Linked DNA regions of Homo sapiens: all the other regions are linked to region 1. Evidence: chromatin contacts called from ENCODE Hi-C or POLR2A ChIA-PET data. All regions are on one chromosome and are shown on one strand. Each heading gives the region's core, a stretch centred on a gene start or an enhancer-like site at or near the end of the contact. The rest is flanking DNA. Distances are from core to core; before and after follow the strand shown.

What was found. A loop is a pair of places that touch in the nucleus more often than their neighbours do. ChIA-PET counts read pairs that join two places held with the same protein, here RNA polymerase II (POLR2A). Pooled maps may share reads with other maps.
Region 2: a pooled map shows a loop between it and region 1 (7-fold over the local background). The contact joins the promoter of UNC119 here to the promoter of IFT20 in region 1. A Hi-C loop is called at or near these places in 3 of 168 maps with a recorded cell type or tissue (MCF 10A, mammary epithelial cell and naive thymus-derived CD4-positive, alpha-beta T cell), 15 of 37 single-sample maps with no recorded cell type and 13 of 50 pooled maps. POLR2A ChIA-PET finds 5 or more read pairs at or near these places in 9 of 52 experiments (A549, Caco-2, GM12878 and 5 more).
Region 3: a loop to region 1 is called in a pooled map, with 2.3 times the contacts of the local background. The contact joins the enhancer-like site here to the promoter of IFT20 in region 1. A Hi-C loop is called at or near these places in 1 of 50 pooled maps. POLR2A ChIA-PET finds 5 or more read pairs at or near these places in 4 of 52 experiments (A673, BJ, Caco-2 and 1 more).

Annotation. Positions count from the first base shown.
Region 1 is chr17:28,333,508-28,337,663 of GRCh38, reverse strand. It overlaps IFT20 (intraflagellar transport 20), which reads left to right and starts at 2,192. Exons shown (of 5, transcript NM_001267776.2): 1 at 2,192-2,324. TNFAIP1 (TNF alpha induced protein 1) reads right to left here and starts at 1,903. Exons shown (of 7, transcript NM_021137.5): 1 at 1,808-1,903. RefSeq lists silencers at 1,761-1,810, 2,304-2,495 and an enhancer at 1,851-2,380.
Region 2 is chr17:28,550,928-28,555,083 of GRCh38, reverse strand. It overlaps UNC119 (unc-119 lipid binding chaperone), which reads left to right and starts at 2,460. Exons shown (of 5, transcript NM_005148.4): 1 at 2,460-2,746. The coding sequence starts at 2,527. It overlaps PIGS (phosphatidylinositol glycan anchor biosynthesis class S), which reads left to right. Exons shown (of 12, transcript NM_033198.4): 11 at 23-233; 12 at 589-1,697. The coding sequence ends at 864. RefSeq lists silencers at 2,284-2,733, 2,794-2,843.
Region 3 is chr17:28,131,487-28,135,642 of GRCh38, reverse strand. NLK (nemo like kinase) reads right to left here. Exons shown (of 11, transcript NM_016231.5): 3 at 2,968-3,023. Among named protein-coding and RNA genes, the nearest start is that of NLK, 91 kb to the right of the region's middle. Within about 2 kb of position 2,027, at least 2 of the 41 ENCODE cell types and tissues checked have a DNase peak (open chromatin) inside an H3K27ac peak, as active enhancers do; they include endothelial cell of umbilical vein, where a contact is called at or near this core.

The DNA.
Region 1 (4,156 bases), core at 943-3,442:
GGGTGTGGTGGCTCACACCTGTAATCCTAGCACTTTAGGAGGCCGAAGTGGGTGGATTGCTTGAGCCCAGGAGTTCAAGACCAGTCTGGGCAACATAGTGAGAGTTTGTTTCTACAAATAAAAAAAAATTAGCCAGATATGGTGGCTCATGCCTGTGGTCCCAGCTGCTCGGGAGGCTGAGGTGGGATGACTGCTTGAGCCTGGGAAAGTCAGCCTGGGTGACATAGGGAAATCTCATCTCAACAATGACAAAATTAAAACAAGTTTGAGGATCAGAAATACGGTCATAATGGCTGGTGCACAGACAGTAGGGGGAAGTTGGTTTGATGTCAAGTCAGGGAAGGCAGGCGTTAGATGATAACAAAGGTGGATTTCATACTAATTGCTATATAGTATATGAATCAATTGGAGGGTTGCAAGCAGGGGAGTGATATGATCTGACTTGCTTGTAGTGTATTTTGAAAAGATAACTTGCTGCTGGGTAGAGAATGAATTGTAAAGGTGCAAGAGAGAAAGTGGGAAGACCAGAGGAAGCAGTAGTCTAGGCAAGAAGAGATGATGGCAGCCTGGACCACATTGGTAATAATGGAGACAGAAAAAAAGTGGAATGATTTCACCGAATGCTCATCACATGCAGGAGTTTACAGTTGCTCATGCCTTGTAAGTGCAACCCAGAAGCAGGGCACTGGTTTCCCAAGTTTACCGCTGTGTTCCCCTAATGGTGCTCAGCACAATGCCATGCACATTTTAAGTATTTAACATACGTCAGTTTGTTAGACTGAAATTGTCCCTGAAAAGATTTAGGTAAGTCCCTGGGAAGAATGTCCAAGGAAGTGGACAGCCAGCGTGGGTGCTGTGTGAAGCAGTGAATTCCTTTGGCGGCTTGTCTGGGAGACTCTTTCATTTGCCACAGGGGTTGGGTATGGGAGGTGAGCCCTCACCAGGAGGTTGCCAATGACTAAGAAACACTAGAATGGTATGAGATCACCTTCCCTTTTCCCGCCCACCTCAAAGGAATAAATCCACCTCTCTAACAGGTATTAGCAAGTTCCCTGTGTATTTTGTGTCTAGTCCTAGTTTTCCCAGGATCAGAGAAAGCACACATACATGTTCTGCCAATGCAAAGGAGCTCAAAGGATAGGCCTGCCAAGAGAGGTCGGCGGATCCAGAGCTAATCTCTTCCTTTCCTACAAAGCAATTGCTTTGAGCCCCTGGATGACGTCAATCACATTCCGCCCAGACCAATGGGTTCCAGGAATTCTGTGGCAGGTGACGCCCCAGAAAGTAATTCCAGTGAGAATGAAGTTTCCACTGATAGCCACAGTGCTCTTCCTTCCGCACTTTGTGTGTGGATATTTGGGGATGCCCGGGGCTAAGGGCGGATCCGTGGCTCACGCAACGAAGCTAATGGGAACCCAAGCACAACAAAGGGCAAACAGCCGCGGAGGTGGAAAGAGGAGGGGTCTAAAAGGAAGAAGGACCCAGAAATCCGTCAGACACGGAGGACGGCGGGAGGAAAGCTGAGGGCTAGAGTGGCGGATCTAGCAGAAACCCTAGGTGTAAAGGTTAAGCGTCACCCAAAAAGTCCTGGGAAATGTGGCCGGTGTGGGCTCTTCTCTAGCCCGGACCACTCCTCACTACCGAGAAACCCACACCGGTTCTCACGCCCACCCTCCGTGGGAGATCGGAGCTCTCCATCTCCCCTACGCCGCCCGCGCCTTTTCCCCCAGGACCCGGCCGGGCTCGCTCTACTCCAGCAGGGGCCGTCCATCCCTTCCCCGAGGGCATCGGCGGGCCCGGCTCTCACCGTCCCCGGGGGCGCCTCTCCTCTCAGCTGGGTGGCCAGCGGACTCCGAGCCGCCCCTAGCCTGCAGCCGCCTGCCCCTCAGCAGTCCCAAGCTGTGAGCTCACATCCTGCGCTCGTCGACTCCGCCCGGAGTGCTGCCCAGCCCAGCCGGCTGGGGAGCCTGAGACTACAAGTCCCTGCATGCATAGCGCTCTATCCGGGAAAGGGTGGAGGCGGAATCCCCCGAGGGTCTTCGCGGAGAGAGCAGAGCTACTTCTGGCCGCCTTGCCGGCGCTAAGGCTTCTGGGTCTTGTAGGCCGGGCCTCCCCTCGGGCCTCTGTTTCCCAGCAGGCTCTGTGGAATGGGGGCTGTAAGTGCTTCCGGAGTCAGGAAGGTAGTGACGTCATAGGTAAACAGGCTCTGTATCCGTGGCAGCGGCCGTGGCAGGCTGGCTGGGTACCGGCTGTCGCTGACCCAGGAGAAGCTGCCTGTCTACATCAGCCTGGGCTGCAGCGCGCTGCCGCCGCGGGGCCGGCAGGTAGGCTGACCTCGGGTCGGGGGACGCGGGCGGACCAGGGGCGAGAGGAGCCTGACAGGCCCGCGTCCTGAGGAAAGGCAGTACCGGGCGGGGAGAGACGTGGGAATTCCGCCCCACTCTCAGGGGGGCGCTTTCACACCCAGCTTAGGCCTGGAGTTTGATGCGTTGATGCTTGCCACGATCTTACGAGGAAACTGCGGCTCGGATAAGTTCGGGGAGTTTACATAGTAAAGAGTCGGCTCGCAGTGCCTCGCATGCATCTGGGAGAGCCGGGGCGCAGAAAGTATGCCACCGCCTCATGCTCAGGGAGCTTAGTCCCAGCTCTTGGGCCAGGTGTTGCTCAGATGCTCAGACACGCGTGTGATGGGAGTTGGTAGATAATCTGTGAACTCTTTCCCTGCACCTCTTCTTCCATCTTACCTATCTCTTTAAGCCAGCCCTTCCAATCAGATAGGTGGGCCAAGCCAGATTCATGGGAGTCATGCCTGACTTGTTTTTCTCTTATCCCCAAACCCCCACATTCAGTCAGTCCATTGCTAAGCCCCATCACCTCGACTTACAAAACATCTCAACTCGGAACACTTGTGTTCGGCTGCCAGCCTTGGTTACTGCAATAGTCTCCTGTTTCCACGGTCATTCATTCCACAAACATTTACTGAGTGCCAGTTATGTGTGGGCACCATGCTAGGTGCTAGGGTTAGAGTGATGAACAAGAAGGTACTTGGGGCTTTGCCCTCTCTTGTTCCCTCCAATCGGTTCTCTCAGGCTGAGCAAGAGTGATCTTTCTAAGTCTGATTTTGTTGGTCTGCTGAGAACCCGCTGGCTGTCCCATTACCCTTCTGATAAAATCCAAGCTCATGACTGCGTCTTTCAGAGCCTTCGGTGATCCAGCTGTTGTCTCCCTGTCTAGCCTCATTCTGTTCCCTTCTCTTGCTCAGTCTCTGTTCTCGGAATGCATCAAATTTCCTGTTGCCTCAGGATCTTCACATACGTGTTTCCTTCTGCCTGCAATGCCTTGCTTCCCCTTTCACTTGACATACTTTTGGACAGTCTTTAGGTCTGTTTAAGTGTCATTTTTTTCAGAAGGCCTCTGTTGGCCCTCCCCTCCAAGTCCGCCCCCCATGAACTGTGTCCTCCTGCAGCACTTCACACAGCACCATGTACTTTTCCTTATAGTAATATCACGATTTGTGATTATTTCTTTACCATCTGTCCAGAGGCATTGTTTTCACTAGTCTGTCCCCAGAGCAGGGACTGAGTGGATGTTTCTGAATAAATGCATGCTCTCAGGGAAGGGGGTGGAAGTTGAAGCAGATATTTGCTCCCTCATGTTACTTCAATCTTTCTGGAGCAGCTGGTCAGATTAATGACCTGTAGCTGCGAAAGACAGATTTTTTGGTTTTTTTTTTGAGACAGGGTCTCACTCTGTTGCCCAGGCTGGAGTGCAGTGGTGTGAACACGGCTCACTGCAGCCTCCACCTCCTGGGCTTAAGCGATCCTCCCAGCTTACCCTCCCAAGTAGCTGGGACTACAGGCACCTGTCACCAGGTCTGGCTATCTTAGAAATCTTTTGTAGAGACGGTATTTTGCCACATTGCCCAGGCTGGTTTCAGACTCCTGTGCCCAAGTGATCCTCCCACCTCAGTCTCCCAAAGTGCTGGGATTACAGGCATGAGCTACTGCACTGGCCAGATCTTTTTAAAAAGCCCTATTTTAAGGAAGCTACAGATGAACAAAATGCTTCAAAAGGATGATGCTAGCTCACTTACATCAGTGGATTCCAGTGAGGCCAAAGGCCAGAGTCGTCTACAGACAGCTCATAGACATGTATT
Region 2 (4,156 bases), core at 1,211-3,710, 220 kb before region 1:
TCTTACTCCGATGTTCCTACAGGTTGCTCTTTGGGATTGCTCAGCCCCAGCTGCCTCCAAAATGCCTGCTTTCAGGGCCTACGAGTGAAGGGCTAATGACCTGGGAGCTAGACCGGCTGCTCTGGGCTCGGTCAGTGGAGAACCTGGCCACAGCCACCACCACCCTTACCTCCCTGGCGCAGCTTCTGGGCAAGATCAGCAACATTGTCATTAAGGACGACGTGGCATCTGAGGTAAGCAGGCAGGGGATGGATTCTGCAGCTTGGGACTGGAGTAGCCAGAGAGGGCCAGAGTGTGGTGAGACCAGAGAGCCTGTGAGGTCCATGGTATGTGTGGGCTTGCCATCTTTAGTGTCCCAGCCTTCCTCTAGACGGCAGTACCAGCCCCCAAGCAGGAGTGCAGATGAGAGTGCGAGGTTTCAAGCTGACCCTAGGAAAATAAACCATATCCCTGTAGAAAGACTTCCATAGATCCTGGATGAACTCCAGGCATCTTCCTTGGTAGATGGAAGGCACAGTAAGGCCCAGCACCCTTTCCACCAATGCCTAGGACTTACTGGTATACCCTCTTGTCCCTTCTCCTTCCTAGGTGTACAAGGCTGTAGCTGCCGTCCAGAAGTCGGCAGAAGAGTTGGCGTCTGGGCACCTGGCATCTGCCTTTGTCGCCAGCCAGGAAGCTGTGACATCCTCTGAGCTTGCCTTCTTTGACCCGTCACTCCTCCACCTCCTTTATTTCCCTGATGACCAGAAGTTTGCCATCTACATCCCACTCTTCCTGCCTATGGCTGTGCCCATCCTCCTGTCCCTGGTCAAGATCTTCCTGGAGACCCGCAAGTCCTGGAGAAAGCCTGAGAAGACAGACTGAGCAGGGCAGCACCTCCATAGGAAGCCTTCCTTTCTGGCCAAGGTGGGCGGTGTTAGATTGTGAGGCACGTACATGGGGCCTGCCGGAATGACTTAAATATTTGTCTCCAGTCTCCACTGTTGGCTCTCCAGCAACCAAAGTACAACACTCCAAGATGGGTTCATCTTTTCTTCCTTTCCCATTCACCTGGCTCAATCCTCCTCCACCACCAGGGGCCTCAAAAGGCACATCATCCGGGTCTCCTTATCTTGTTTGATAAGGCTGCTGCCTGTCTCCCTCTGTGGCAAGGACTGTTTGTTCTTTTGCCCCATTTCTCAACATAGCACACTTGTGCACTGAGAGGAGGGAGCATTATGGGAAAGTCCCTGCCTTCCACACCTCTCTCTAGTCCCTGTGGGACAGCCCTAGCCCCTGCTGTCATGAAGGGGCCAGGCATTGGTCACCTGTGGGACCTTCTCCCTCACTCCCCTCCCTCCTAGTTGGCTTTGTCTGTCAGGTGCAGTCTGGCGGGAGTCCAGGAGGCAGCAGCTCAGGACATGGTGCTGTGTGTGTGTGTGTGTGTGTGTGTGTGTGTGTGTGTCAGAGGTTCCAGAAAGTTCCAGATTTGGAATCAAACAGTCCTGAATTCAAATCCTTGTTTTTGCACTTATTGTCTGGAGAGCTTTGGATAAGGTATTGAATCTCTCTGAGCCTCAGTTTTTCATTTGTTCAAATGGCACTGATGATGTCTCCCTTACAAGATGGTTGTGAGGAGTAAATGTGATCAGCATGTAAAGTGTCTGGCGTGTAGTAGGCTCTTAATAAACACTGGCTGAATATGAATTGGAATGATACAAAGTCTGAGCTCTACTCTTTCTGCATTCACGCGTAAGTAACAGTTTCCTGGTGTTTGTCCTCCTGTGCCCACAGGTCCACTTTGCTTCCACGTGGCCATGTGCCCTTCCTAGCTGGATTGCCCAAGGCTGTTAGCATCTGCTTTTTACCTGAGATACTAATTCATCAGGTCAAAAAAAAAAAAAAAAAAAAAAAAAAAGTCTTGAGCACCAGCTGCAGGGAGCCTTCTGCTAGGTACAGGGGTCCTACAGAGAACAAAGTAGGCAGGACCAGTGCTTTCACAGAGCTGAGCTTTCAGGGGGAAGAGTCAGCGGACAAATAAAAATAATTTCACATAATGCATTAGAAAGACAAAAACAGGCTGGTCAGATGGTGACTGAGGGGGAAGGACTTCAGACTGGGTGTGAGGGAGGCCCTTTGAGCAGATGACATTTGAGCTGTGACTAGGAGAAAAGAGGCCATCTGGGGAAGACCATCCAAGCAGAGACCCTGAGCCTGGAACTCACGGGCAGAAAGGCTGGAACACAATGAGTAAGCGGAGAGGTAGTCAGGACCCCACTAGTACCAGTACAAGAAAGTGTTAGAAAAACAGAATGAAGCCCAGGGCAGGATACCCCGACTCCCATCCCCCGCGCCCGTCGCATTTCGGGAGGGTTGGGCCGGGCGGCGGGCGGGATCAGCGCAGGGCCCACCCCAGGGGCGGGGCCGGGGCGGGGCAGTACCTGGGGCCCCGGCCGGGGGCGGGGCTGCGGATGCTCCCACTTCCCCCGGCTCCAGCCGGCGCAGGCAGCGGCGGCAGCAGCAGGCGAGCCTCGGCCCCGCAAGGCCATGAAGGTGAAGAAGGGCGGCGGTGGGGCCGGGACGGCGACGGAGTCCGCTCCGGGGCCCTCGGGCCAGAGCGTGGCCCCCATACCACAGCCGCCTGCGGAATCCGAATCTGGGTCCGAGTCGGAGCCGGACGCAGGCCCAGGGCCCAGGCCGGGGCCGCTGCAGAGGAAGCAGCCGATCGGGCCGGAGGACGTGCTGGGGCTGCAGCGGATCACCGGTGGTGAGCACCCGCGAGGGAGCGCCGCCCGCGGGTGGGAAGGGGAGAGGGTGCGAGGGGCCCTCCCGGCGCGCCAAGCCCTGGCCCCCGCCCCCTTTCCCGCCTCCCCTCCCCCACCGAGTCCCCTCTCCTGTGTCCCCTGCTCTCCCTTCTGCCGCCAGGTCTGAGATCTCTGTGTACCCCCTTCCCTTGATCTCTCTCTGTGCCTCCTTCTTCTCCCTTTCGAGATTTATTCCTTCCTTTTCCAGGGGCCCGTCCCCTTTTCCCAGCGTGGAGGTACGTGCGGCAGCAGCTGCAACCATAGCCCTGTAGCTGTGGAGTCTCCAGAGCGCTTTGAGGCCCGTCCCTGCACTAATGAAGAGAGGGGCTGAGTGCAGCCTGTCCTCAGCCCCCACGCTGGAGGCTAGGTGGAGGCTGAGTTACTTGGGAGGCATTCAGACTCTTCATGTCTCCCCAACCATTAATACCCTCACCCTGATCCTCCAGGAAGACTTGGGCCATTTTCTTCCCCGGGAAAGAAACTGAGCAGGCAGCTTTAGTGTGTTGGCTGTGGTTCCTCTCATGGGGAGTGGCATAATGTCCCTCCAAGCCTGGACTAGCACCTGTCCTCTTCTGGGGGCTCTGTCATCAAGGGAGGCTTGGTCTCCACTGTGGTTAAGAGTTTCTGAGCTGGACTGCCTGGGTTGGAGTTCCAACTCTGCCATATAATTGTCTGTGTGACCTTGGGCAAGTAACCTCACCTCTCTGAGCATGTCTTTTCATCTGTAAAATGGGGATAATGATACCTTTCTCGTAAGATTATTGTGAAGATAAGTCCTCTGATTCTGTACAGTGCCTGGCATCTATGCATGCTGTGTACATTGGGCTCTTTGATCAGTAGTATTTTTGGGCCCTACAGGGCTGCTCATAGCTGCTGCCTGGAGTCAAACAACTTGGCTTTCAGGGCAGGGGAGGGGGTCATCATAGGCAGGGAACGAGGGCTAGGAAACCTCATAGCAGAGGCTTTGGATGAGCCTCAAAGGATGAAAGGTGCATGGAGAGACAGTGGCTCTCCACCTTGGCCACATTCACCAGCAACCTGCCCTGGCCCCCTTTGTGAGAATAACTGTTGGGGGGGGCCTCTCTGTGGGTATGGGGGGCATGTATTGGAGTGGACCTGAGCCCTAGAGCTTCCAAAGCAGCAGAACACCGGACTCCCAGACAGAGCTGTGGAGGGGAGACAGCCTTGAGCCTGTGCTCCTGGGTCCCTGGGGGCCAATTCCTCTCTCCTTACTGAGCTAGGCAGCAGCCATTCTTAGCTGGGCCCCCAGAGTACTGAGCTCCCTTGCCCAAGCAGGCATCAATGGAGAGAGGGAGGCTGGACCAGGCTGATGTTGAAGCCAGTTGGGCTACAATTTGCAATAGCAGCATTTA
Region 3 (4,156 bases), core at 778-3,277, 200 kb after region 1:
GGTTAACTCAGCAGACCTGGGCTGTCCAAACCCTGCACATTCCGAAAGTCTTCAAGACTGGCCCCTGACTTCTAGGAAATAACCTCTGGGCCACTGCAATATCCACCTGACAATAGTATCTTAGTATACCTGGGGCTTTGGGCATGCCAGATAGTTTATGCTAACAATATGATATACGGTGAATACCTGTCTTTGTCTGGGGCCTTGGGCTACGCCATATTAGTTTGACCTCTGGAGGGGAAGGGAAAAAGGAGGGCTGGAGACTCGGCAGCTAAGGTCACTCACATGGGTGCTCCATGCCTATGTGACTGACCCACAATAAAAACCTTGAACACCAAGGGAATAACAGCTTTTCTGGGTCCTGTGAGTTCTTCTAGCGAATCACTGAGCCTGAGGGTGGTCTTGGGAACCCCCAACACATGCTAAAATATAGCAAAATTCATATTTAATAAAGGAAATTTCTTCTAATTTTAAGGTTTGGTTTCAGCAACTTCATTTCCAAAGAGACAGAAACAGTACTACACACTGATAGGAATGCTACTATATGGATTTCTTTCCCACCAACTAAAAAGAATAAAGAGGGGTAGCTCCTGGCCAGGTATAAGAAGGTACTTCTGCTGAATGAAACAAGTGGTGATCCATTCCCACCAGCTCTCTCCTTTTCTTCAATGAAGACCCAGGTAATCTTCAGGAAGTCTATGAAATGGAATCATTAATGCTTTCTCCTCAGTTGCTACTACTGACCTACAGTTGAGGAGAAAAGAACTTTCTCAATCCTTCTACCCTTAGGTTAATTTTGTACTTTTAAAATAAGAGTTTGTCAGAACCATCTGGCCAGGTTCAAGGTTTCAGCTATACAAAGACATTCTTGTCAGCCAGGAACCAGTCAAGGGACAGTCTTTTCTTTGGAATGTGCAGAGCTGGGGCACCCCAAGTCCAATAACCCTTCACTGCACAAAAGGATTAACTCCATAAAGGATCTGTGGATTAAAATATCACCAAAGATTACAGTTTCCCCTCAGTATCCAAGGGGGATTGGTTCCAGGACCCTTGGAGGATACCAAAATCTATGGATGCTCAAGTCCCTTATATAAAATGGTGTGGTATTTGCATATAGCCTGTATCCAATCCTCTGTATGTTTTAAATCATTTCTAAATTACTTATAATGCCTAATAAAATATAAATACTATGTAAGTAGTCATTATATTGCTTTTTAATTTGTATCACTTTTTTTTGGCGGGAGGGCGAGGTCTCACTCTGTCGCCCAGGCTATAGTGCAGTGGTGTGATCACAGCTCACTACAGCCTCGACCTCCCGGGCTCAGCTGATCCTTCTGCCTCAGCCTCTTGAGTGGCTGGGACTACAGGCATGTGCCACTACACCCAGCTAATTTTTTTTGTATTTTTGGTAGAGACGAGGCCTTGCTATGTTGCCCAGGCTGGTCTTCAACTCCTGGGCTCAAGTGATCTGCCCACCCTGCCTGAGCCTCCCAAAGTGCTGGGATTACAGGTGTGAGCCACTGTGCCCACTATACTTTTTATTTTTTTATTTTTATTTTTTTTTCAAATATTTTTCATCCATGGATGCAGTTTCACATCTATGGAGGGCTGACTAGCATTCAAGAGCTTTTGGTTTAAAAGATCAAAACATCCCAGCAGTGTTGATCAGTGACAATTCTATTACCATATAAGGTTTCCCAAATCCTTACCCAGCTTAGTTCTCTTGGGAAGCTCTTAATTGTTCCTATTTTCTAGGAAGTTATCAAAGATAACAATCTCATATGGAATTACCAACCCCCTGTGTAAGAATGAGATTTTCATTACCTCACTGGTGAATCAGAAAAAGTATCTCACTATTACATTGGTTTCCATTCTGAGTCATAGGCCTAAAGTATTAATAAAAAAGCCTAGAGTTTGAATAAACTGCACTATCATGAGCTTACCAAAATCAATGACTTAGGATTTCCTGTCTTTTATTTAAAGCTTTACCAAGTTAAATGTGGAATGGAAACTGGTGACACTTTGCCCAGGAATGTCAGGGAGGTTAACTTATGTCTCAATTTTTTTCATGCACAGTCCCAGGAGCTACTACCATGCATTATTTTATTATTACCATGGAGCTATCACCAGGCATTATTTTAACATTATTTTATAGTTCATTATTATTCACAATGTCTAACATACTATTTTTAAACATCAACAGTAGTAACAGGAGAACGTTAAGGGCTCTAGCCTGAGAATCACATAGGTAAGGGCTGAAAGCAAGACTACATAGTCAGAATACCTGGAACCAAATCTCCATCCCCACACTTACTAGCTCTGTGATCTTGGTCAATTTTCTTACCTTTTGTGCCTCAATTTCCTCTTCTGTAACATGGGAATAATCACAATACCTTCCCCAGAGAATGTTTGTAGGATTAAATAAACATGTGTAAAGAGCTTAGAATTGTGCCCGGCATCTGATAAAAACTATATAAGTAATGGCTATTATGTCAATATCACCACTACCACCACCATCATTCTAAGGAACATAAGACAACTTAACTTACATTAATTCTACAATTTCTATCTTACCCCAAGTGTTATAATAAAGGGCAGTATTACTCTCTTAACCGACAGGCAGCTGTTGTATAGTGGTAAAAGCACTTTCCTGGGTTCTACTACAACACAGCTGCCTCACTGGTTTCATCTGCAAAATGGGGATGGTAATAATCTATCTCATAAGGCTGTGTGGGGATTAAATATCTGTTCAGATGTTCTGTTCTGTGGCATCACCACACAGGATATGTTGATAATACTGAGCTCTGCCAGACACACAGGATTTCAAAATTACCTGGTTCCAGGTACTCAATCACTTCTGCAAGGATGAGATTTAAAATACTTGAAGGCATGAACCCCAAAAGGTGCTAGAAGAACAAATTAATTTTAAAAATTGTCCCCTTCTTTCACATTCCCTGGTTAGGATACATTTCTTCAAAATAGTCAATGTGTGGAGGTTGGAGTATGTCAAGGGCAGAGAGTACCTGAGAAAAGGAAAAAAAAAGTCAAATTTAGAGAACAAAAAAGGAAACAAAATTCGACATAAATGCAAGTAAATACTAACAACTCTTTAATGCTTTAAAGCTTAGTTACAATTGCCCACTGAAAATTAAATTCGTCTGTCAAGAAACACAGTACTAAACATTAAGATGGATTCGTACACTTACTATCCAAAAGACTTACAAAATGAGAGAGGCAATTGGGTTACACCACACGCTACCAAAATCCCTGCACAGGAGAGAGTTTTTGAAATAAACACCCTATTTTAAACAATCAATGTTACTCTAAGAGCGTGAGAAGCCACATCTATCATTCATTCCTTTATTCCTCTGTTCAACAAATCTTTACTATGTGCATTCTACCTGGCAAGCACTAAGCTTTTAGGTTATCCTGTTGAACAAAATAGGCATCATCCCTGCTCTCATGACTACAGAAGAGGTAAGCACTAAACAGTTACAGATATGTAATTACAACATCTATTACTATGGAGGAAAAATGTAAAGAAGGGTAGAGAGAAAAAGCTTCCCTAAAGTAACACTACTCTAGAATTTGAAGGCTGAGTGGCAGTTGGTTGATCGATGGGCAGGCAGTGTAAAGACACTGAGGCAGATTCTAGAGACAGAAAAGCCAGTGCTTATTGAATATAGAGGGTAGGAAGAAAATAGACTAACATAAAGTAGAAGAGGAAGACATGAAATACACTACACAAAGTCTCTTTAAATCATACTAAGCATTTTTGATTTTATTCCAAGATTCTTGTAAGAAAAGAAGTCACTAGGGTGAGGAAAAAAGACTTTACGACGCAAGTCCTTTATAAAAGCAGCATAGTACCCGTGTAACTTCCGCCATCAAAACATAACAAACAAATCCCCTCCCAGCTGTCTTGCTAAGCTAATGAGAAATACCAAGCTCAAAGGACATGGAAGAAACTACTTAACAGGAAATAAATTGTGTGGTACTAGTTCAAATTTTATGATCTGTAGCTTAAATTTTTTTTTTTTTTTTTTTTTTTTTTTTACTACAGAGAACTTCAAACATATAAAAGTGGGCAGAATAGTATAGAGAATGCCCATGTAATCAATACCTGGCCTCAGTTATTCACACACATGAACATTCT